Linked DNA regions of Homo sapiens: regions 2 and 3 are each linked to region 1. A link is a loop called in an ENCODE intact Hi-C map of the cell type or tissue named here. Cell type or tissue: HepG2. All regions are shown on one strand.

Region 1 (8,000 bases):
TGGAGACTTGCAGCCCTGGCATCTTGAAAGCCCCTTTGCAGGTCGCATGAATGTCTAGGCATCTGTGCTTGGTCAATGTATTCATTTTCTGGGGGTGCCATGACAGATTACCACACACCGGATGGCCCAAAACCATCCTTTTGCAGTTCTGGAAGCCAAAAGTCCAAAATCCGTGTGTCAGCAGGGCTGTGCTCCCTCTGAAAGCTCCACAGGGGCATCTTGGCCAGCTTCTTCCAGCTTCTGATGGCTCCAGGGATTCTTAGCTTGTGATAGTAGAATTCCAGCCTCTGTCTCCATCTTCTCCTGAACGTCTCCTCCATGTCTGTGATCTCTTTTCTTCTTTAAAGACACTTGTTGTTAGGTTTAGGGCCCACCCAGATCATCCAGGTGATCTCACCTTGAGATCATTAACTTAATTCCATCCACAAAGACCCTTTTTCCAAATAAGTTTACATTCACATGTTTTTTACTGGATTTGTCTTTTGTGGGGCGGGGGTTGGAGGGAGTCATCACCATTCAACACCCTCTAGTCTATAAGGTCTATTCCCTGCCCTGCTACTAAGTGGGAGTTCCTGGAGAATAGCAATTGTGTGTTCATTCCTTCCTTCCTTCATTCCTTCATTCTTGTGTCCCACAGATATTGATGTAATGCCTACCGTGTTCCAGACACGCTGCGAGGCCCTGGGGATGCAGCCACAATCCCAACAGATCTGATGCCTGCTCTCATGGAACTGACTTTGCACTGGGGGGAGGCCAACTCCACGAAAACAGAAACTGGATGACACATTGGAGGGAGAGCAGTAAAAGGAGCAAGCAGAGAGCAAGAACAACAGTGTTGCCATGGGGCGGGTGGGCCCGCTGTAGCCAGGGAGGGCCTCTCCGAAGGTATAACAGGTAAGCTGAGCCCTGGATGCTGAGAAGGACCAGCCTCAGGAGCAGGGCCCCTCTGCAGCAATGCCTAGTACAGAGGCTTAGAGAAGACATGGGCACGTGCACCAGGCATCCCATGGGCAGGGCTACCTGAGTTCCATATGTGTGTGGAGAGGTCCCGCAGGGCCTGGGTGCGTGACGAGGATGAATAAAGTGGGTGGAGGGTAATGCCACAGTGAGGGGCAGATGGTGGCCAGTTGACAACACGTGCCCCCATCAAAGAGGTGGTTGCTACTCAGCTCTGACTCATGGTCACCAAAAAGGATGTGGGGCGAGTGTGGCCAGATCATCTAGTTCTTCAAAAGAAAGTAGAAATCTAAACATTTTTTTTTTGGTAAAGACATCTGAATTTCAAGTGCTTTTATTAAAAGAAGCAAAAAGAGGCCTGGCACGGTGGCTCACGTCTGTAATCCCAGCACTTTGGGAGGCTGAGGTAGACAGATCACTTGAGGTTGGGAGTTCGAGACCAGCCTGGCCAACATGGAGAAACCCCGTCTCTACTGAAAATACAAAAAAAATTAGCTGGGCATGGTGGCAGGTGCCTGCAATCCCAGCCACTCGGGAGGCTGAGGAGCGAGAATCACTTGAACCCGGGAGGCAGAGGTTGCAGTGAGCTGAGATCACGCTACTGCACTCCAGCCTGGGTGACAGAGCAAGAACCTGCCTTAAAAGAAGAAGAAAAAAAAAAAAAAAAACACTGGGTGGATGAAAAAAAAACATCCCCAAGCCAGGTCCAGCCTGCAGGTCACCATTTTGCAGCCTTTGGGTGGAAAGCCGGATTGGACTGCAGCAGCCTAGTACTCAAGGAGAGGGCACGGCAGGGAGAGGAGACAGCAGCGGAAAGGCCTGAGCTGGGACAGTCGAAGAGCTGTGAGCGGCTTGCTATGGCTGAAACGTAGTTTGAGTGTGACCACAAAACATGGCAGACTGTGACCACATTGCAAGGATCTCGGAGGCTTGGTAAAAGGGTTCTCTTCCCCGGAGATGTGGCACAGTGTCCGATCCCCGTGCCTTTCCTCATACAGTGCCCTCCCCCCTTTCTCCGCATGTCTACGTTCTGACTCTAGTGCCACTTTTTCCACAGTCTCCCTGGTCCCCCTCCCACCCACCATCAAGATGGGATCTCTCCCTCCTGGGAGCACCTACTGCACTTTGCTTTCATTCATTCATTTTTTAAAATTAATTAATTAATTGGTTTATTTATTTTGAGATGGAGTCTCACTCTGTTGCTCAGGCTGGAGTGCAACGTCACGATCTCGGCTCACTGCAAACTCCGCCTCCCGGGTTCAAGCAATTCTCCTGCCTCAGCCTCCCAAGTACCTGGGATTATAGGCATGCGTCACCACACCCAGCTCGTTTTTGTATTTTTAGTAGAGACGGGGTTTTTGCCATGTTGGCCAGGCTGATCTCAAACTCCTGACCTCAGGTGATCTGCCTGCCTCGGCCTCCCAAAGTTCTGGCATTATAGGTGTGAGCCACCATGCCCAGCCTCATTCATTCATTTATGTGTTCATTTACTCAGCAAATATTAGAGTGCCTGCTCTGTGTCATGGGGGTTGGAGGTGGAGGACTGAGGACACAGAAGTCAGCCCAAGGGACACAGTGGGAGCCCACGCAGAGTCCTCATCTTCAGGGGACTCAGAGTCCAGCAGTGGGGAGATGGGTTACATGATCACACACCACATGTTAAGTTACAACTTCAGTGGGTTCTGGAAGGAGAAGTGCTGAGGGGGAGACGAGTAAGGCCAGAAGGGCTTCCCAGAGGAAGGGGCAAGGGCTGAGCTCTGAGGATGCATCTGAGTTATCCTAAAGGCATTGGAAGCACTGGACAACTCAGCTTTCCTCCGGGAGGCACCATGCTAATGTGTGCCCTTGGAAAGCATCACTGTCTCAAAGGGGCTGGAGGAGGCTGTTGTGGCCATCTGGTGAGAGAGGACAGGGACTGGACCACAGGACAGGATTGGAGTGTGACCCATAGATGTGGAGAGACGTGGGGAGAGTCCAGAGACTCGGAGGAGGCGTGGAAACCATGGCGTGTCCTTGCTTCAACTCCCCTCTGAGATGGAAGCTCTGGATGCCAGAGATGGTTTCCTTGCTGGGTGACCCAATTCAGCAAAAAAGAAGGGTGACCTAACGGTCAGAATCAGACTGCCCCAAATCGAGCCTCCAAGACTTCACTTCTCAGCTGTGTGATCTGTAAAATGATGACAGCAACAGCAGTACCACTTCATAGGCTTGTCCTGAGGTCTCGGTGAATGATCTCTGAGCTGCGGAGCACATGGTACCCACTCACTAAGCAAGAGCCAAACTTCACGAAAGAGTATTTACATGTTAACAATGTCATTCACATGTCAGCATGTAACCGCCAGTGGGTTCATTTTGCCACTGCCCAGATAGAACCAATGTATCAAGACGGGAATTGCAATAGAGAAAAGAGTTTAATTCACGCAGAGTCGGCTGAATGGGAGACCGGAGTTTCATTATTACTCAAATCAGTCTCCCTGAAAAATTCAGAGACTGGGGTTTTTAAAGGATAATTTGGTGGGCAGGGGGGCAGGGAGTGGGGAATGCTGACTGGTTGGGTTGGAGATGAAATCATAGGGGGTCGAAGCTGTCCTTTTGCACTGAGTTGGTTCCTACATGCAGGCCACAGGACCAGATGAGCCAGTTGATCAATCTGGGTGATCCCAGCTGAGTGCAGGGTCTGCAAAGTCCCTCAAACAGCAATCTTAGATTTTATAATACCAGTGTTATAGGAGAAATTGGGAAGTTTAGGGATATTTTGGCCTCTGGCTGCATGACTCCTGAGCAGTTAACTTCTGATCTTGTGGCTCACTTGTTAGTTGTACAAAGGCAGTCTGGTCCCCAGGCAAGAAGGAGGTTTGTTTCGGGAATGGGCTGTTATCATCTTTGTTTCAAAGTTAAACTATAAACTAACTTCCTCCCAAAGTTACCTATGCCCAGGAATGAACAAGGGCAGCTTGGAGGTGAGAAGCAAGATGGAGTCGGTTAGGTCAGATCTCTTTCACTGTCACAATTTCTCATTGTCACAATTTTTGCAAGAGTGATTTCAATCAGAGCAGTGCCCCAAACATTTTTTTGTTAATAATTTGAAGGATGTTTATTTTAGAAAACAAAAAGGACATCAAGGTAGCCATCACGCAAAACTCCGAAGTGTCTTAGACTTCCTTACTCTTACTGTACAGCATTATGTTGGGTTTGAATTAATTAGGGGGCATGGGGCATCCTGATCGCCTCGGGATTTGTGGCTTTAAAAGTCTCCGGAGAGGACTGGCAGCAGTTCCCAGGGATGTGTGCCATTGTCTGGGACAGAGCAAGCCGAGTTCGTTGAGCTACAGCCTACGGTCCAGGGACCTGACTTGGCTGGAGGCTGGACATGTCCTACTTCTCTTAACTCAGCAAATGGACGGAGGTCAGGGAAAGGTTGACTCGGGGTAGGGGCTGGAGGAGGTTGCAGGGAAGCCTGTGGAAGCCACTCTTGCAGCAGGTCCCGGGAGAGCCCCAGGCCCTGGATCTGAGCATCCTCAGTGGGGCTTGGGGATCCGTACCTCTAGAGGGCAGTGGGGCTCCACCAAGAGTCCCTTCCAGTGTCTTCCCAGTGGCCAGGAAATACTCCTCACCTTAGAACGGGCCTCCCTGCTCAGCCTAAAGGGAAATTTCTACCCACAGGTTGCCTTGGCTGGGCGCAGAGGATGGATCTTTCCACATCCAGTTGTTTGTGCGGGGGAAAGCTCATTAGGAAGGAAAGTATCTAGTGTCAGTAGCATGTGAACGTTTCCAAGCACAGAAGCCCGACAGCTGTACCTACTTAGGGGGTACCTGGGGACTCCGGGCCACACAGAGGCCATCTCCCACCAGCCTGGCCAGGGGGAAGTCAGATTTCTGGGGCTCATAATGTTCACATGGAGAAAACGTGCATTTCTACTGGAGTGTTCTTGGCCAGACTCAGGCTTTTAGATTCCCCAAAATAAATCTCCTCGACGGTTCGCCCCTGCCTGCTCCTACCCCTCGTTCTTGCTTGGCAAACAGGGAAGTCCCTGGATGCATTTTGGTCCAGAGATCAGAGCCCCCAGGGATCAGAGCCTCATGGGCTGCACCCTCTAAGGGCCACAGAATCCCTGTTGGGGGCAAGGTTAGGGGGTGCAAGCATATCCACTTTGGGTGCACACAGACCTGGGTTCAAATCGTCACTCTGCCACTGCACAGCTGCAGGGTCACCAGCTTGCACCCACTCTGAGCCTCCGGCTCATCTGAGAAATGAGGAAAGCCCCACCTTACGGGATGGCCGCAGGGCTCGGGGACAGAAATCCTGGAACCAGTATATATAGCACAACACCAGGCACATCACAGCCCCTGCCAGAAGCACCACCAGCCGCACCCTCCCTGCTGCTAATTTTTCCCGAGGCACCCATTGCTGAACTCTTCTGTTCTTATGGTTTATACAGTCTATCCTTCCTGCTGGGACACAAGCTCCACTGCCGTGTCCAAAACACTCTGTTCTAGGCACAAGGTTGGCATCAAAAAATACCTGTTGGGTGCATAAATGAATGCTTTGGAGCTCGTATTACAGTTCTCTGGGCCTCAGTTTCCCCAGCTGTGCAATGCGGATGATGGCATTAGAAGTGTCAAAGGTGGCTTCAGATGGATTGAGCAAATGTGCAAGAGCACCCAGCCCAGGCAGGCAACAGATGCAAATCCACTCTCCCAATCAGATTCCGAGGTTGTCTTGGGCTTTACAATGGAGTCAGGAGAATCGCCACCCTCTGGCCTCCAAGTGCAGCTCAGAGGGATGGGTCACTGGCCAGGCATTGATACAGACTCACCCAACAAGGCCTGCAAGTTCTCTGAACAGGCGCCCTCATGTTGGATCCTCCCAGGGGCCAGGCAGGGAAGACTGAGGCCAGGAAACACCCCAAGGCTCAGAGAGGTGGGGTCACTGGGCGAGGCTGTCTTGGCCGTTTCTCTGCATAAAGCAGCCAGGGGCTGTGAAACTCCAAGGTGAGAGGTGGCCCATGGGTGACAAACGGGAAATGGAAGGCCAAAGAAGTGTGAGTGCACCGGGGAAGCAGGGTGTCTTAGTGGGAAGAATGTGGGCTCTGGGATCAAGGAGACCTGCCTTCCGGCCTGCCTCAGCCACTCACCATGCAACCCCGGGGAAGCCATATCACCTCTCATTTCCTAATCAGTGAAATGGAGATAACAAGAGCCCTTGCTCTGCAGAGTGCTGGGAACGGCTCCTGCAGCGGCTGGCACACACTTGATAAGCAGTTAGGAAAGAGCAGATATTACTCTTTGTATGAGTTCTCTCTTGTTGCCATAACAAATTACCACAAACTTAATGGCTTAAAGCAACACAAATTTAACATCTTACAGTTCCGGAGGGCAGAGGTCCTAAAATCAAAATATTGGCAGGGCTGCCTTCCTTCTGGAGGCTCTAGGGGAGATTCTGTTTCCTGCCTTTTCCAGCTCCTGGGGCCATCTGTTTTCCTTGGATCATATCACTCCGATCTCTCTGTCCATCATTACATCTTCTCTGACGGTCCTGCCTCCATTCCATAGGGATCCTTGTGATTCCACTGGGTCTACCTGGATAATCCAGGATAATCTCCCTGTCTCAGAGTTCTTAACATCATCACGCCTGCAAAATCCCTCTTGCCTTATGAGGTAACATATTCACAGGTTCTGGGGATTAGGGCGGGGACCTCTTTGGGGCCATAATTCAGCCGACCACACTGTTCTTATGATGCCTCCCATCCTGGCCCTGCTCCACTGTTCCTCCAGCAGGCACTGTCTATCTCTGTCTCTCTCTTGCTCTAGCCTTGACACCAAAGGAGTTATTTGGTTCTAATTTGGGGTTCTGGTTGGATGAATTGCAGGAGAAAGCTTGTGTCTCCTCAAACATCCCCCCATTGTCCCCGGACCATACAGGTTGTAGTCAAGGGACTTGTTAGAAGGCAGGCGGCAGCCAAGAATTCCAGAGAAAGCTGCATGGGAAATGTCCCCATTCATTCATCAAATATCAGAGCACCTACCACATGCCTGGCACTTCTGGTCACTGTGGGCACAACTGTGGACTGGGCAGACTTGACTCTGCCCTCGAGGAACTGACCTTCTCGGGGGAAGACAGGTGGGAGAGTGATCCTATCATAGGCACTCAACCCAAACAAGACCCCAGGTATTGCGAGGGAGGGTGGTGGAGCAGATACATTAGCTAGGGTGGCCACGGATGGCCTCTTTGAGGAGGTGGAACATGACCCAAAGAGCCATGCAGGGGATGGGGGAAGTGCGTTCCAGGCAGACGGCTTGGCAAGTGCAAAGGCCCCGAGGCAGGAACGTGTTTGGCTTCTTCAAGAAACAGCAAGATGGCAGCGTGGCTGGAGGGATGAGGTGGTCTGAGAGTAGCTGGGGGCCAGATCATAGCAGGACCCTGGCTTTTATTCTGAGTGAGGTCAGGGCCTTTGGCGGGCTTTAGCAAAAGGTGCTATCATCTGGCTCATATTGAAAAGGATCCCTCTGGCTTCTGTGAAGGGAACAGACGATAGCAGGCCAGAAACCAGGAACCCAGAAGGAGGCTACACAGGCAAAGGAGTAAATTGAGGAGAGTTTTAATGGATTATTCACAAAGGCACAGGAGAGAGGGGAAACGTAATGCAAGATGAATCCCCCAGAGCTATCAGCACTGGGGCACCTCTGCCGCCCCAAGGCCCGAAGAGGTTAAGGAGGAGAGCAGTTTCTGGGACCGGGAGGGATGGCACCCCATGGAGAGGGCCACTTGGAGAGACAGTGGCTTTTGTTGAGGGACATATCCAGGCCACGGCATGAACACCCAACCTTCCATCTCTTGCTGGCACCTCCTATTGAAGGAACCCTCTGAAAGCCAGAGGTGCCCCGGAGAGGCTGGTCATATGGTCCGCCTCCCAGGCCCAGAGAGCTGAGGGTGAACCTGGAGGGCAAATGGAAGACACTGGAACAAGCTCCCTGCCCAGCTCCCTGAACGCAGGGCAGCTGACACTGTAGCCTCTGTGCCTGTAGCCACCGTTGCTGTCTAG
Region 2 (8,000 bases), 780 kb after region 1:
TGACCAAAATGCTCTTATGTAGCACATGAACTAGAGTTGCAAAACTTCCAGATAAGATATTAGAAAACGAAATCCAGCAGTGTTTTGGAAGAATAATTCAACATGACCAAGAGGATTTCTTCCAGGAATGCAAGGTGACTTAACATACCAGGCTATATGCTACACAAATTCACTGTGTCAACATATTTAAGTGCAAAACCCAAATACTTACGGCTAACAATTTTAAGAAGATATTTGATAAAATTCAGCAAGCTACCCTGATAAGTAAAACTGCATCAGTATTTTATATGAACTTATCAAAAGAATGACTATGAAAATATTAAGTCTTCCACTCAAAAACCCTTATTTAACTCCATTGTAAACATTATTCAGTCAAATTATGTAGTCTATTTTCATTATATAAGGTCTGTGTTTCTTTTTTTTTGAGATGGAGTTGCACTCTGTCACCCAGGCTGGAGTGCAGTGGCGCAATTTTGGCTCACTGCAGCCTCCACCTCCTGGGTTCAAGCAATTTCACTCTAAGTGAAAACTGGAGTGGAAGAAAATGACCTAAGTACCATAAAAACCATTATCCAAAGGAGTGGTGTATATTACATTGGAAAATTCTGAAGTTAGAATTAGGGACACAGCAAGGATGCCAGCTGTATCAGCATTGTTTGGAGGTTCTGGCTAAAGCAACAGGACAAGAAAACAAAATAAGTAGTAAAAATATTCTAAAGGAAGAGATGAAACAATCTGAAAATAAAAGACTATATCAGATAATTATAAATCATATTTATCAGAGACCAAGAATTTCTAATAAATACCATTCATTACTGAGAATTTTTCTTTAATATAGACAAATATACCCTATTTTGGCTTTTCTTGATGTTTGCAACAAATGCAAAAATTCCTATTCACAATTATGATAAAATTATGGAATAATAAGAAAACACAGGACCGGGCACCGTGGCTCACACCTGTAATCCCAGCACTTTGGGAGGCCGAGGCAGGCGGATCACTTGAGGCCAGGAGTGCAAGACCAGCCTGGTCCACATGGCGAAACCCCATCTCTACTAAAGATACACACAAAAAAATTAGCCAGGCATGGTGGCAGGCGCCTGTAATCCCAGCTACTCAAGAGGCTGAAGTGGGAGAATCTCTTGAACCCAGGAGGTGGAGGCTGCAGTGAGCCAAAATTGGGTGGAAGACTTAATATTTTCATAGTTGTGCTTTTGATAAGTTCATATAAAATACTGATGCAATTTCAATAAAAATCTCCAAAAGGTTTTCTTTTTTGGTGGGGGTGGTTTAGGTACTGGATAAAATAACAGTTCCTTTGGAAGAATAAATATCTAAGAATTGCTAAGAACATTTTGGAAAATAATAGCTGGGGGAAGCTTTGTAAGTCTAAAAGATTAAGCTTACCTTAATGCTAGTATAATCAAATATGTCATGTTGGCCAGCCAGATCTTCTTTGGGAATCTCAGATCTATAATCTTCCAGAATAAAGAAGTTCTGGAAGTATATTTGTGAACTTTATCTACACGATGGCTTAAATTAGGATTTCAGTTTTCAGGAAAATAATATTTAACAAATGGTCCTGGCATAAGTGGACAGTCAAACCTGTTCATCATAACATATAAATATGAGTTCTTGGCATGAGCTGTAATCCCAGCACTCTGAAAGGCCGAGGTGGGCAGATCACTGGAGGCCAGGAGTTTAAGACGAGCATGGCCAACATGGCGAAATCTCGTCTCTACTAAAAATACAAAAATTAGCCAGGTGTGGTGGCACACGCCTGTGATCCCAGCTACGTGGGAGGCTGAGGCAGGAGAATCACCTGAGCCTGGGAGGCAGAGCAGGTAGTGAGCTGAGATCGCGCCACGGCACTCCAGGCTGGGCGACAGCCAGACTCTGTCTCAAAACAAGAAAAAAAAAAAAAAAAGAATTCTGGCTGCAGCAAGGAGCCATTGAAAAACAAATAAGCAAGCAGTAAAAACACTAAAGGGAAAACCAGTTTAATCTCAGGGGAAGGATGGACGTTCTTAGAAAACACACGTGCCACAAATGAAGCGACAGAAGAATCTAACTACAGAAAAAGACAGTCATTTTTATATGGTGACAGCCCCACAGGTAAAGTCAAAAGACAATGACAGGAGGGGAAGAAACTCAGCAATGTGTGACTGATGTCGGGTTAATGTCCCCAACTTCCCAACAACCAAAAGGAGGGAGTAAGAGTTCTAAGTTCATAGAAGAGAGAAGCACACATGGTCAACCAGCCCTATGCAGAGACGTCTCAGAAAACGCAGACCACAGCACCAGCTAGGGGAGTGCACAAAGGCCAGATAACCATTTTCACGCAGCAGAGTGATAAAACTTCCAAAGGTAGTTGAGCTCACATCAGGGATGAGACTATCATTGTGAAAATTAATCCGTATTTATGCAAGTACAAACTATGGAAACTCCGTGAAACTTACACTTTTGAATCTACTTACAGAAAAAAAAAAAAAAAAAGCTGAATATGAGAGTTTACTGGGGCAGTCGTAATGGCAAAAATATTCCCCAAACAACCTGAAGAATCATAATAGCAAGATGACGGACTAAAGCCTGGCATGTCTCTAACACTTATTTAAAAAAACTAGGTCTAGTTTTGTTGACCCACAGGACTGTCAATAAATGGAATAATCAAAGCAAGTTGCAGAGAAATGTACAGAGTATGATACAATTACTATAGAACTAGGAAAAACCTTTTCTATGTTATCTTTTGAGTCTACGTATATTGGTAAGAACACAGAGCACCTAACATTACTTACCTTGGGTGGGGTGAGAATACGGAGGGGCTGGAAGTTGTTGGCTTGGTGTTTGTACAATTCTGTGTATAATTTATTCCAAAGAGTAAGTTTTACTGTTTTGTTTGTAAAAAGACAAAACAACCAACAAATCAAATATGCATGTGTGTACATCTCTATGCATGCATGTGTATGTATGTATGTATGTGTATGTATTATATATGGAAGGCAGCTGGTAGGTAGAGATCTAAGGATACAAAAGGAAATATAGAATATAAAAAATATTATGCTTAATTAAACTACAACTTCATAACTGGAGTAGAAAACATATATACGTAAGCATAAAAAAAGATTGATAGGGGCCAGGTACGGTGGCTCACACCTGTAATCCCAGCACTTTGGGAGACCGAGGTGGGTGGATCACAAGGTCAGGAGATCGAGACCATCCTGGCTACGGTGAAACCCTGTCTCTACTAAAAATACAAAAAATTAGCCGGACTTGGTTGCGGGTGCCTAGAGTCCCAGCTACTCAGGAGGCTGAGGCAGGAGAATGGTGTGAACCCGGGAGGCGGAGCTTGTAGTGAGCTGAGATTGCGCCACTGCACTCCAGCCTGGGCAACAGAGTGAGACTCCACCTCAAAAAAAAAAAAAAGACTGATAGGAAGTCCATCAAAATGGTTACAATCTGTATAGTTTATATCTGGACAGTAAGATTATTAGTAACTTCTATTTTTTTCCTAGTAATATTCTGTTTTTCATATTTTCTATCTTGAATACACATTATAATCAGGAAAAAATCCTTTATGGTTGAAAAAAGTGGGAAAAGAGAAAGACATAGGAAATAGGACCATGACAATGGAAGTTTCCCAGCTGAAATTCAAAAGCAGAACAGTTTTTCTAAAGGGCTGTAAGCAATAAGTTTAAAGTGACAAAATTATTTAAATCACTAACATTGTACACTGCAAGCCTTTTCTGTTTCTTACCAAAAACATAGTTAATAACTCACTATTATCATTGATGATAGGAAAATAAAGAAATTATGGCAAATATAGCAAGTCATCAAAATTGTGTCCAACTATTACAGATCAAAGAAAGAAGAATAAAAGTGGTAGAAATGTATCTAAGTATTCTCATAATATTCTAAATATGCTTCTGTCCCAAGAGTAACCTCCCCTCCTCACCAATCCTTGCTGACAGCAGAAATGAGTGCTATTACAACCTTACAGAATGGCTTAAGGTACAAATATGGATGATTCTAGCTTGCTCTCTGGCACCACCTACTGATCAAACAGCATTTCAATGTAAAACAACACAATCTGAATTTTCCTCTTCTCAATACAACCTATGCTTTGGAAAAAATCTAGGTACTCTCTCAGTCCACTCATCTGGATTCTGCACAGATATTAACATCTCAAAAATGGTATTCTAGAAAATTCTGTCTTGTTAGTAGGAACTTTGATCATTTTTGTGTCTAAACAGAAATGCCAGGATTGTCAGTCTGAAGTTTCAAAATGAAAACAACAGTGGGATGGATCACTTTATCACTTTAGGTACCACATCTATTTAATGTGACTGTGGAGGAGGTAAGATGATTGTGTGACGTTTATGAAAGGACTAAAAACCTTTGCTGCTTCAGTTTGTTTTTGATTAATGACTCACGCCCCATCATTCCCAAATCCCACCTTGGCTCTAAAGAATCATTAACATTCAGTATATTTTAATCAGATATCAATTTATTATGGAACCATTCATTTTCTGCTCATTAGCACTAAACATTTTTTTTTGGGTCAAGTATCCATGTCATATTATGTAGAAAATGGTCCTTCATGCCAACAGACTTACATGTATAAAACATGAACACCCCCAAACTCTGGGGAGTATTCCAGAATGGGGCAAAAGAGAGGCTGGGAAGTACCATTTACTACACAAATGTAATAAGATGGACAGAAACCTTTATTAGAGTTGGAAAATCAAGTTGGAAACAAACACATGAATTCACTACTTAATGCATTTAATTCCAACCCCTCATTGGAATCATCTTGGTAACATTTAAGATTCTACAACAGTTATAATGCGACGATTCAGAGGTGGTCTCAAAGTTGTTACAGTGTTAAAAAAATTATAGTAAGCAGTATAAAATTACAATTTATTATGGGGCCAGGGGGATTCACAACCATCCTTAAAAACATTAAGAGCAAACCACGGCCAGGCATGGTGGCTCACACCTGTAATCCCAGCACTTTGGGAGGCTGAGGTGGGCAGATCACTTGAGGTCAGGAGTTCAACATGATGAAACCCCGTCTCTACTAAATATACAAAAATTAGCCAGTCATGATGTCGTACACCTGTGGTCCCAGCTACTCGGAGGGCTGAGGCATGAGAATCGCTTGAACCTGGGAGGCGGACGTTGCAGTGAGCCAAGATAGCGCCACTGCACTCCAGCCTGGGAAACAGAGCGAGACTCCGTCTCAAAAACAAAACAAAACAAAGAAAACATTAAGAGCAAACCTTTTAGAGAATTCTACTTAAGATTTCTTTTTCTCAATTCCTTTCCCCCACTCCTTTTGTTTTTTTAAGCACTAATCTGGAATGGAGTCGGCGGGACAGAGCAAAGCTGGATGGGCTGCCCCTTGAATGATGGAGTAGGTCTGCTTGGGTAGTTCTTGCTGGGAAGAGGAGGAGAAGACCGGTGGCGCTGTGGTGGCCACTGCGATGTTCTGGCCTCCATCGCTCACCACTGTCACTTCTGCTGTCCCCTCCTGAATCAAGGCGTTTAGGCCTTCAAAGTCAGTGCAAGTAATACCCGAACTGGTAATGAAAGTTTGATTGCCAGAGCCTTCCTGGGGGCCACCTGAGGCCGTGGGGATGAGAGTCTGGTGCAGAGTGGCTCCGTCCGTCTGCTCGTGGGTGGTCAGCAGGACAGCCGGCTGGGTCATTGCGCCCGCCTCGCTCGGACACCGCGAGGACTGAGGGGGGGCGATCAGACTGACCTGGCGCAGGATCTGCAGCCGGCTGTTCCCTGGGAGTTCCTCTGGGTTCTGGGCCACCAAGGCAGGCGGGACGATGTTCACTGCAGCGGCGGCAGCCTGGACGATGGTGTTCGCCTGGGGCACCTGATGCCCAACGATGATTTTGACTCTTCCCTCGCTGAACTGGGGCACTTGGCTGGGCTGGAGGGGCACCTGGAGGTGTCCCACAGTGAGGGGCGTGGCGGGCTGCTTGCTGGGGTCGATCTGAAACTGGAGAACGGTCACGTCCGAGTTCTTACTCTCACTGTACTCACTGTGCTGTCTCTTGTGGCTGCGGAGCGAGTCCTCCCGCATGAAGGAGGCATCGCATATATCGCAGTGGAAACTCTTCTTGGCATCCAGCTTGGCCACCTGCCGGCTGCTCTGCCTGCCGGTGTCCTTCCTCTCTAGAGCCTCAGTCTTAACCATGTCCCCATGGAACTTCTTCATGTGCTTGCTCAGGTTGCTGGGCTGTTTGGTGTCGAAGCTGCAGTAGTTGCACTTGAAAGGGCGGTCGGTGCAGTGGATACGCTCGTGGATGCGCAGGGCGGCCTTGCTGGAGCAGGAGTAGCTGCATTCCGAGCACTTCTCAGGATGCTCCGACTGGTGCACGCGGCTGTGCTTCCGGAGGGTGGCTTTGCTGTCACCCAGGAAGTCGCAATGAGGACACTTGAAGTTATTCCCGCTGTGCTTGATACGGATGTGCGACTTGAGGTTCCCCTTCATGGTGCAGCGGACATTGCAGAACTCGCACTTGAAAGGCTTCTCCCCCGAGTGCACCCGCATGTGCCTTTTCAAGTCCGAGCTGATTTTGAACTTGGCGCTACAGAGCCAGCACTGGAAGGGGGCGTCCCCTGTCAACACAAGGTGAGTTTCGATAAGAACAGGCAGGCAACAACCACAGCGGATCCCCCCGAAGCACACACCAGAAAATCGCTTATACAAGGTGGGTGGGTGCAGACCTCCTAACTGCAGCTTCTAGCAGCCCCTGGCAGTGGGGGAAGAGGGGCAGGGCGTCTTTATCTTTCCCCGGAACCCAAACCACCACCACCGGTATCAAACCCAGAAGAAAAATGGGAGATCGAAAAGAGCAATTTAATTGTCCCAGATAAAATAAGATTTACAAGTATACTTGTTATATTCTTTAAAACACTCAAACTATCTTTCATACAGTTAATTTGCCCACTCTGCTAGTTAATGGTTCACAGTTGAAGACTTTTGCACAACCCGTTGATTTTGATTGAGTTACATGTTGTAACAGATTCAACAATATATTTTCGAATGGGTCAGCTCCGTGCTGCACTCATTGGAGTATGGTTTTACAATGACTGAAACACCCAGCTTATATTTCATGCAGATCTTTATTAATAAAGATGTGTTTCTTGCACAAAATTTATTTATCCCATATTGCCAGCTGCGTTCTTTACTTGTGAAGTTACAAAATCCAGCTGCTTGATTTTTTTTAAAAAAAATTCATATTCGCTGAAAGATGAGCAAGGCAAGTGAAATTGCAAACATCTGATTGGATACCATATTCCAAATTTACTTCCTCAATGAATGCCAAGTCCAAATTATCTGAGGCAATGACAATTCAAGCAAATTGGCGACCCCTCATCTCAACATTGTTTAAGTAAGCAAAATAGCAGCTAATATTCTTCGATGGCTTCCGGGATGGCAGGCGCTATGCTGAGCACTCCACAAGCATGGTCTCGCTTGATGCTGGGAAGATTGCCCTGTGGTGGGTGCTATTATTAATATTGTTTTTTAACACAGTTACACAGAGGAGAAGGCTGAGACCCAGACAGACTACATAACTTGTTCTTGGTCGCCCCGTAGTACAAAGAAGGGCTTGGATTCCAATCCAGGCTGACTCCACAACTGGTATCTTTAGATGCTAGGTAATTATCTGTGCATATAACTGATGTTTGCTTTCTTAGGTCATAAACCCACAAGACTGGGATGGTGTTCCAGCTTTTTGACATAGGATCTGCTACTTCACCATGAGCTGCTTAATGAATGCAAACAAAGATGGCAGGAGGCAATTGAACAAGCTTCTAGAACACTGAGAGGCCTAAACCTAAACTTGAAAAAAATGCTTTGTATGACTGAATACCACCAAGATCATGCATACTAAACTCTAGAACAAGGAAGAGTAAGCTACAGCCTATGGGCTAGATCCTGCCCACAGCCTGTTTCTATAAATAAAGTTTTACTGAAACAC
Region 3 (8,000 bases), 240 kb after region 1:
TGGCCTGAGGCGATCTGCCCACCTCGGCCTCCCAATGTGCTGGGATTACAGGCATGAGCCACTGCGCCTGGCCTATGATGACAGATTTTGAAGAAGTTTGTGAGAGAGAAGGTGAGAAAATATATACTCTAGAATCCTTTTATGAAAAAGCAAGATGGGAACAAGATGTTAACTTCCAAGGGTATTCGTGATCATAATAATTAAACTCAGTTCCCCTACTAGGCTCTGCTGGAAGACAGAACCGTGATGCTGAGTCAATCTCAGTGCCAAGTGTCATGCTGACCCCTGCAAGTGGACACGGTCCCAGGCCCTCCATGACGAGTGTATCAAGAAGGTACTCAGATTGTGACTGCAGGCTTTGAGGTCCACCTGCCTGAGCTGACTGAATCCCTGCGGGACACCACAAATTTCTCATCCATATTCAGCCTCAGCCTCCCCATCCGTAAAATGGGCTCAGGCTATTGTGAGGCTTATGTGAGACACTGCATTGTCAACACTTAGCCTGATGCCTAAGGTACAGGAGGCACACAAGCAAAGTACATTCTTCTTTAGTGGTTGTTCTCTGATGGCCCTTACCTCTGCAAAAGGTGAAAAACCAGGGCCTGAATAGTCATTCAGCATTTAACTCTGCGTCTTTCACTCCAGCAAACAAATTATAACAACGTACCCACAATTAAAATAACTCATGTACACTCCACTTGCCCCATGCCAGGCACTGGATGTCACCACTGCTAACGCACACATCCTCACCACATGGCAGGAATGACCAGCACCGCTTAACAGGGGAGGAATCTTGAGCACCAAGAAGTTCAGGGACTGGCTCAAGGTCTATCAGCTGGAATGCAGCCAGGTGGGGGATTTAAACTGGCGAGGTAGGGGTGACAGCTCCAAAGCATAATCTAATTCCCAGGCTTTTTCCATGATAATTACATAGCCACATGTACATGTGCAGAGGGAGCAGCTGCCCACCCACCTACATGGTATAGCCACAGGCACATGTGCAGAGGGGCCAGCTGTCCACTCACCTGCATGGTGCTGATACAGAGGCTCCTGTGAATCACGAACTGGCTGAGGGCGGCTGACCGCTTGTAGCTGTTCCGGCCATGCACCATAAGCAACCGGCCAAGATGCTTAAATTGAGTGATGGAGAAGTCTGCAGCCAACGAAGCCTGTTTTCCTTCCTAAAATCCAATAAAATTAGGCACCATCAGAAGCACAAGAGGTCAGGGCAAACACATTTTCTTTCACTGAAAAAGCAAGACATTGTAGGAAATCTTTGAAGAACTTCAAGAAAGAAATTCTTTGGTTTCAAGCTATATGCAGTTGGTGGTCCAAGTCTAAATTTGATTTTAAAAGGGGAATTTATTTAAATAAAAACCATTCCGAATCACATATAGTTATAATTTGGACGTCAAGTGGATCTAATACTTTGGGAGTTCAGCCCACCCCATAAGTAGCAAAGAATCATTTAAAAATAGATATTTTAAAACATTCAGTTCCCTTAAGAGCTAATTAAACAAGAGGCAAAAACCCAGAGCTACTAACAATATTAGATAGGATATTCCTGAATACACAGCTCTGCACACTCACAGAAGTGGGAATAACTTGCAGTGCAACCATATAATGGAATTCTCTCATTTTGTATTTTTTAATTTTTATTTTTTCTTGAGACTGGGTCCCACTCTGTCACGCAGGCTGGAGTACAGTGGTGTGATCTTGGCTTACAGCAACTTCTGCCTCCCAGGTTCAAGCCATCCTCCCACCTCAGCCTCCTGAGCAGCTGGGAGCACAGACATGCACCACCACACCTGACTAATTTAGTTATTTTTGGTAGAGATGGGGTTTCTCCATGTTGCCGAGTTTGGTCTCAAACTCCTGAGCTCAAGCCATCCGCCCACCTCAGCCTCCCAAAGTGCTGGGATTCCAGGCATGAGCAGCTGCACCTGGCCGAATTCTCTCATTTTAAAAGGCAGTGACAGCCAGCAATAAAGGGACAGAGGGACATGAGAGCCTCTGGATACGACACAACAGGAAGAACACCAATTCCCCTTGTACAGTGCTCATGCCAAACCAGAATTGGAACCGAATCAATCTGATGGGTTCAAGAACTGTGTGCCGTGAGACACTACAACTGTCCTGAATGCTTCAAAAATGTCACTGACATGAAAAACAAAACACCCGCTAACCAAACCAAACAAAAAGAGAGAAACGTGTTCTACAATAAAGAAGATCAGAAACATGAGGACATGCTAATAAATGTGATTTGCAATCCTTCCTGGAGCTTTTATTACTTAAGCTGTGAAGACACTCAGAGGACAGATGGGGGAATTTGAGCATGAATATTATCCAGTACCATTATATATCAATGTTAACACGGGGTTGAGCATGAATATTATATAGTAGCATTGTATCGATGTTACATGGGGTGGGGGTGCCTGGGGGGGCGGGGCGGGGGGTGGGGCGTGGTTATGATGTTACTTTCTTTGTGTGGGAGAATGTCCTTGTTCTAAAGAGATCCAGCTGAAATATTTAGGGGTAACATTACATACAATTTACTTTCTACTGATTCAAAGAAAGAAAGATAATGTAGCAAATAGTAACAATTGGCCAAAGTGAAGGGTAGATGAATGCTCACTGTTCTATTTCAACTTTTCCATTGTTGTATTTCAACTTTTGACATTTTTCAAAATAAAAAGGTAGAGTCAGAGTAAGAAGTGATGGCTCTGTATGCTCTCATGTAGGAACAAATCCATGATGTAGCAGATTTAAGTAAGCTGCACAACAAAATGTACAGTGTGTTTTCAATTTAAAAAAATACATGAAAATTACATATATATACATGTGTAAGATATTTGTATAGATAGCAAATATATACACACTCATAACCAGTAATATACACACAGAAAAAATGTTGAGAGAATAACCAGTGTTACTCATTTGATGCAGTTACCTAAAAGAAAAGATGCGTTTTACTTCTAGATTCTTTTATTTTATGTTATATATATTTTTGAGACAGTCTCACTCTGTCACCCAGAGTGCAGTGGCACAATCTCCGCTCACTGCAACCTCTGCCTCCCGGGTTCAAGCAATTCTCCTGCCTCAGCCTCCCGAGTAGCTAGAATTACAGGCACCCACTGCCATGCCTGGCTAATTTTTGTATTTTTAGTAGAGACGGGGTCTCACCATGTTGGCCAGGCTGGTCTTGAACTCCTGACCTCAGGTAATCTGCCCACCTCGGCCTCCCAATGTGCTGGGAATACAGGTGTGAGCCACTGAACCTGGCCTAGATTCTTTTAATTTTTTATAGTGAGCACTATTTTATATCCCAAGAAACAAAGGAACCAGAATACCATTTTTAATAGAAGGGAAAATGCTTTAATTTTTTAAGAACTGGTAGAGAATGCCATTAAACTCAAAAACATGCTTCTTAAAAACTGTATTCAGGGAATCTATACAGACTTCTGATATATCTCATTCAAAAATCATTTCACTCTACAACTTTAAATCATCGTCATCTTGCTGAGAACCAGAGAACCAGAAAGGGTGGTAAAGAGGGGGAAAAAAAGCCCTATGGGTCAGCCAAAGTCATGAAGCTATGCAACAGGATGGACAGGGGAGCATCTCTGCTGCCCCCTCCGGGCCTTGGCACTCCTATACTTCAAACACACTTCTTTTCTTTTTTTTTGAGATGGAGTTTTGCTCTTTCACCTAGGCAAGAGTACAGTGGCTCAATCTCGATTCACTGCAACCTCCACCTCCTGGGTTCAAGTGATTCTCCTGCCTCAGCCTCCTGAGTAGCTGGGATTACAGGCATGTGCCACCACATCTCACTAATTTTTGTATTTTTAGTAGAGACGGGGTTTCACCATGTTTGCCAGGCTGGTCTCGAACTCCTGAGCTCAAGTGATCCTCCCGCCTCAGCCTCCCAAACTGCTGGGATTACAGGCGTGAGCCACCGCTTCCAGCCCTTCACACACAGTCCTAACAAACTCGGTGACCCATCTTCTTGCCTCTTGTCATTTAGAGGTCACAAATTAGGGCCGAGTAAACTGTAAGAGGCAAGCGCACAATTGGCAAGGAGAAAAAGACAGAAAAAATATTTCCTAACACACCAACTTTTAAAAATTATACCTGCCAAGGCCTTTTGGTGAGAAGTGAACTAAGCCACACTCTTCCATAGCGCCCAAGAGATCAGCACAGAGCAGGATAACTAATGCTTTTACTGACAACGCTGACTGTCCCAGAGAAGTCTGAAGTATACTTACCATACCCTAAGAATATAGAGAAACTTTTTTTTTTTTTTTTTTTGAGACAGAGTCTTGTTCTGTTGCCCAGGCTGGAGTGCAGTGGCGCAATCTCGGCTTACTGCAACCTCTGCCTCCCGGGTTCAGGCGATTCTCCTATCTCAGCCTCCCAAGTAGCTGTGATTACAGGCACCCACCACCATGCCCAGCTAATTTTTGTATTTTCAGTAGAGACAGGGTTTCTCTAAGTTGGCCAGGCTGGCCTCAAACTCCTGACCTCAAGTGATGATCCACCCACCTCAGCCTCCCAAAGTGCTGGGATTACAGGCGTGAGCCACCACACCGGGCCTAGAAACACTTTTTCTTTTTTTAAATTCAGGTCGTGGCAAACAAAAAGCCAACATTCATCTGTCTGTAAGATGTAGCAATACAGACCTCTATCTTCCCAGTGACACAAGGTAACTGTGACACATGATTCCTTATGTTTTATCATTCTTTATCTGGAATTTCCAGAAGGCTTAAAGCTGTGTCTTTGAGGGAAAAAGAACCAAGAAACTACAGCAAGTGGAGCCGAGCAGAGGGAAACACTCTCACCTTTCCTTCCACTCCCACGCCGCAGTCAGATTCCTGAATCATGCTGACGTCATTGCCTCCGTCCCCTGCGAGCCACACAGACCAGAGAGAAAAGATGTTTCATTCTTACCTTAACCAAGAATGTATGCTTGTCTTTACCGCACTCTCGTCTTTCACGGAGCGCTTGCTGAGTGCCTGGCCTGCCCCGTCCATTCCATCTCTCCAACCCCTTGACTACCAAGATCCTGTTTCACAGGCAGAGTGGCTGAGTGTCAGAGAGCCCAGGCGGCTTGCCAAGGGTCCCGGCACTGAGCAGCAGCAGTGGGACTGTGTCCACATAGGCATTTACCACCACCTGTCCTCCTCGGAGGCCGGGATACCCCAGGATTACCATCAGCAGCAACTTGTAGTGCTCTTACTGGACGCTTTCCATGCAGCGTGGCAAGCACATTTTAAAGGTGATCCTTTTTAGGCTGAGCAGTGGCTCACGACTATAATCTCAGCACTTTAGGAGGCTGAGGCAGGCAGATCACCTGAGGTCAGGAGTTCGAGACCAGCCTGGCCAACATGGAGAAACCCCGTTTCTACTAAAAATACAAAAATTAGCCACACGTGGTGGTGCACGCCTGCAGTCCCAGCAACTCGGGAGGCTGAGGCAGGAGAATCACTTGAACCCGGGAGACGGAGGTTGCAATGAGCTGAGATTGTGTCATTGCACTCCCGCTGGGCAACAGAGTGTGACTCCGTCTTAAAAAAAAAAAAAAAGGTGACCCCTTTTAGTCTTCATGACACCATTTAAGGAAGCCACAATTATTATTCCCATTCTACCATAAGCAAACCGAGGCTCAGATGGGTGAAAGAAGCCACCTGGGGCACCCACTGGCAAAGGCCAGTGGAAAGATTTGAACCCAGATCCAACCCCACAGTGTGTGGTCTCCACCCCCTGGAAGGCTGCACTCTTGAGCCACTGGCAAAGGAGTAGAGGCCTGGCACGTGCTTATCTACTCTCCAAGGGAAATATTAAAAATAATAACAAAAAGAGCCAAAGTCTGAGAGGTGGAGAAAAATCATGACCTGAACAAAGGGGCCTGGGGAATTTGAAGAAAGAGCAGCAGTGTCCAAATATCCTTAGGGAAAGGGAGCCTGGTGCACCGGCAGGCCAGGGCCAGCAGCACAGCCTGAGCCTCGCCTACCTACTGCACAGGTGAGCTTGCCCGTGCGCTCCTGAAGCAGGCGCACGATCTGGGCCTTCTGGGTGGGGGCACATCGGCAGCAGACTACGGCCGGGCACTGGCAGGCCAGCTCCATGAACTCGTACTCATAGTACTTGAGGCAAACCTGCAGGGTGGAGGGAGAGGTGGTGCGTTGGTGGAGGGAGAGGTGGTGCGTTGGTGGAGGTCGCTGCCGAGCCTGCAGTGCCCCTGCCGAAGCCGGGTAAGACCCAGGCTGCTGGGAGGACTGGCTCTCAGGGGTCCCCAAGCTCACCTCCAGGGAGTCTCCCGAGATGACCAGGGCACAATCATGCTTCCTGCGGAAGGCGTTCAGCTCGAGGTGAGCCTCCCCGCGGTTGGTCACCTGGAAGGGAACAGAGATGGGGAAGGAGGCATTGCTCTCCGGACATGATAGAACAACAAACAGTGGCTTCCAGGAGCCCACATGAAGACAACGGCCACCCCAGCCAAGGGTCCCTCCCCTCCCCTGCCACCAGAGGCAGCACCAAATGGAATCCTATTGGTTGACTCTGCAGGAATCAAGAGAGCCCATGTGCCAACCACCACCTACAATTTCCCCCAGGACTAAAAATGCCTGTACTGGCCAAGCGCAGTGGCTCATGCCTGTAATCCCAGCACTTTGGGAGGCTGAGGCGGGCAGATCACTTGAAGTCAGGAGTTTGAGACCAGCCTTGCCAACATGGTGAAACCCACTCTCTACTAAAAATAGAAAATTAGCTGGGCATGGTGGTGGGTGCCTGTAATTCTAGCTACTTGGGAGGCTGAGGCAGGAGAATCACTTGAACCCAGGAGGCAGAGGCTGCAGTGAGCCGAGATCATGCCACTGCACTGGCAGTATGGGCAACAGAGCAAGACTCGTCTTTTAAAAAAAAAAAAGGGGGGGGGGGGCCAGGTACGGTGGCTCACACCTGTAATCTCAGCACCTTGGGAGGCTGAGGTGGGCGGATCACCTGAGGTCAGGAGTTCAAGACCAGCCTGACCCACATGGAGAAACCCCATCTCTACTAAAAATACAAAATTAGCCGGGCTTGGTGGCACATGCCTATAATCCCAGCTACTTGGGAAGGCTGAGGCAGGAGAATCGCTTGAACCTGGGAGGTGGAGGTTGCGGTGAGCCGAGATCATGCCATTGCACTCCAGCCTGGGCAACAAGAGCAAAACTCTGTCTCAAAAAAAAAAAAAAAAAAAGCCTGTACTTTCATTTTCGGCCAGGTGTTGGATGATGCATTCGGTGGATTTTTCTCATTTATTTCTCACAACGGCTCTATGAGGTGCCAAAAAGAAGAAGCTCTATTTTGCACCTAAGGAAACTGAAGCATGGTGACATCTGCTAACCTGACTAAAGGCACATGGCTAGTATGCTGTAGCCCAGGTATGCAGAGCCAGGCACCTAGCAGGGACTGGGCCACTTTTCTGTAAAGGACCAGATGTTAACTATTGTAGGCTTTGAGGACCACATGGTCTCCATCACAACCACTCAGCTCTGCCGTTGTAATCCAAAAGCAGTCGTACACCATATGCAAACGAGCCGGTCTGTCTACACTCCAATAAAACAAAATACCTGCTGTTTAGAAAAACAGGTGGCTAGCACATAGGTCATTAGTTTGCAATCCCTGAATTCTAGAACAGACAGTCAATTCTCATTATTCATAGTAGCTATGTTTTCTAAAGTCACTGTGAACACTGAATTAGCAAATACTAAACCATCACCTGTAGGGGAAATACAGGGTTAGGTTTTTGCCCCTGGTTGCAATATCTTCATAAATATATAACCTTATTTTATGTGCGTTTCTACTTAAAGACACCTGGATTCATTAACATTGAGCTCACAGCCACCAGTTCTGTAACTCATGCCTGCAGGAAGCTCATCTAACACACGCATTCGCTCCATAAGTCACATCAACAGCCTTCCTGTTGATGTGACTTATGGATGTTGGGAAGTTCAAGTTCC

What was found. Hi-C counts contacts between places; a loop is a spot of excess contacts. Peaks named below come from ENCODE experiments on the same cell type or tissue, not always from the same donor. Only the 100,000 strongest peaks of a DNase experiment are listed, where the experiment ranks them.
Region 2: it touches region 1 in a loop (24-fold over the local background); 4 of 110 quality-filtered maps call a loop at or near these places.
Region 3: a loop joins it to region 1, with 11 times the contacts of the local background. A loop is called at or near these places in 37 of 110 quality-filtered maps.

What each region holds. Positions count from the first base shown.
Region 1 is chr20:51,367,960-51,375,959 of GRCh38, forward strand. It overlaps LOC105372663 (a long non-coding RNA gene), which reads left to right. Exons shown (of 3, transcript XR_936848.3): 2 at 638-894. Among named protein-coding and RNA genes, the nearest start is that of MIR3194, 81 kb to the right of the region's middle. In HepG2, a CTCF peak has its summit at 4,516 (motif pointing right); a DNase peak (open chromatin) is centred at 4,522; H3K27me3 peaks cover 2,938 bases.
Region 2 is chr20:52,146,796-52,154,795 of GRCh38, forward strand. ZFP64 (ZFP64 zinc finger protein) reads right to left here. Exons shown (of 6, transcript NM_018197.3): 6 at 4,483-6,633. The coding sequence ends at 5,351. Among named protein-coding and RNA genes, the nearest start is that of ZFP64, 41 kb to the right of the region's middle. In HepG2, a CTCF peak has its summit at 4,047 (motif pointing left); a DNase peak (open chromatin) is centred at 4,046.
Region 3 is chr20:51,612,652-51,620,651 of GRCh38, forward strand. ATP9A (ATPase phospholipid transporting 9A (putative)) reads right to left here. Exons shown (of 28, transcript NM_006045.3): 20 at 6,303-6,392; 21 at 6,011-6,155; 22 at 4,839-4,903; 23 at 1,026-1,181. Among named protein-coding and RNA genes, the nearest start is that of NFATC2, 74 kb to the left of the region's middle. In HepG2, a CTCF peak has its summit at 3,640 (motif pointing left); no DNase peak of the experiment used is centred here.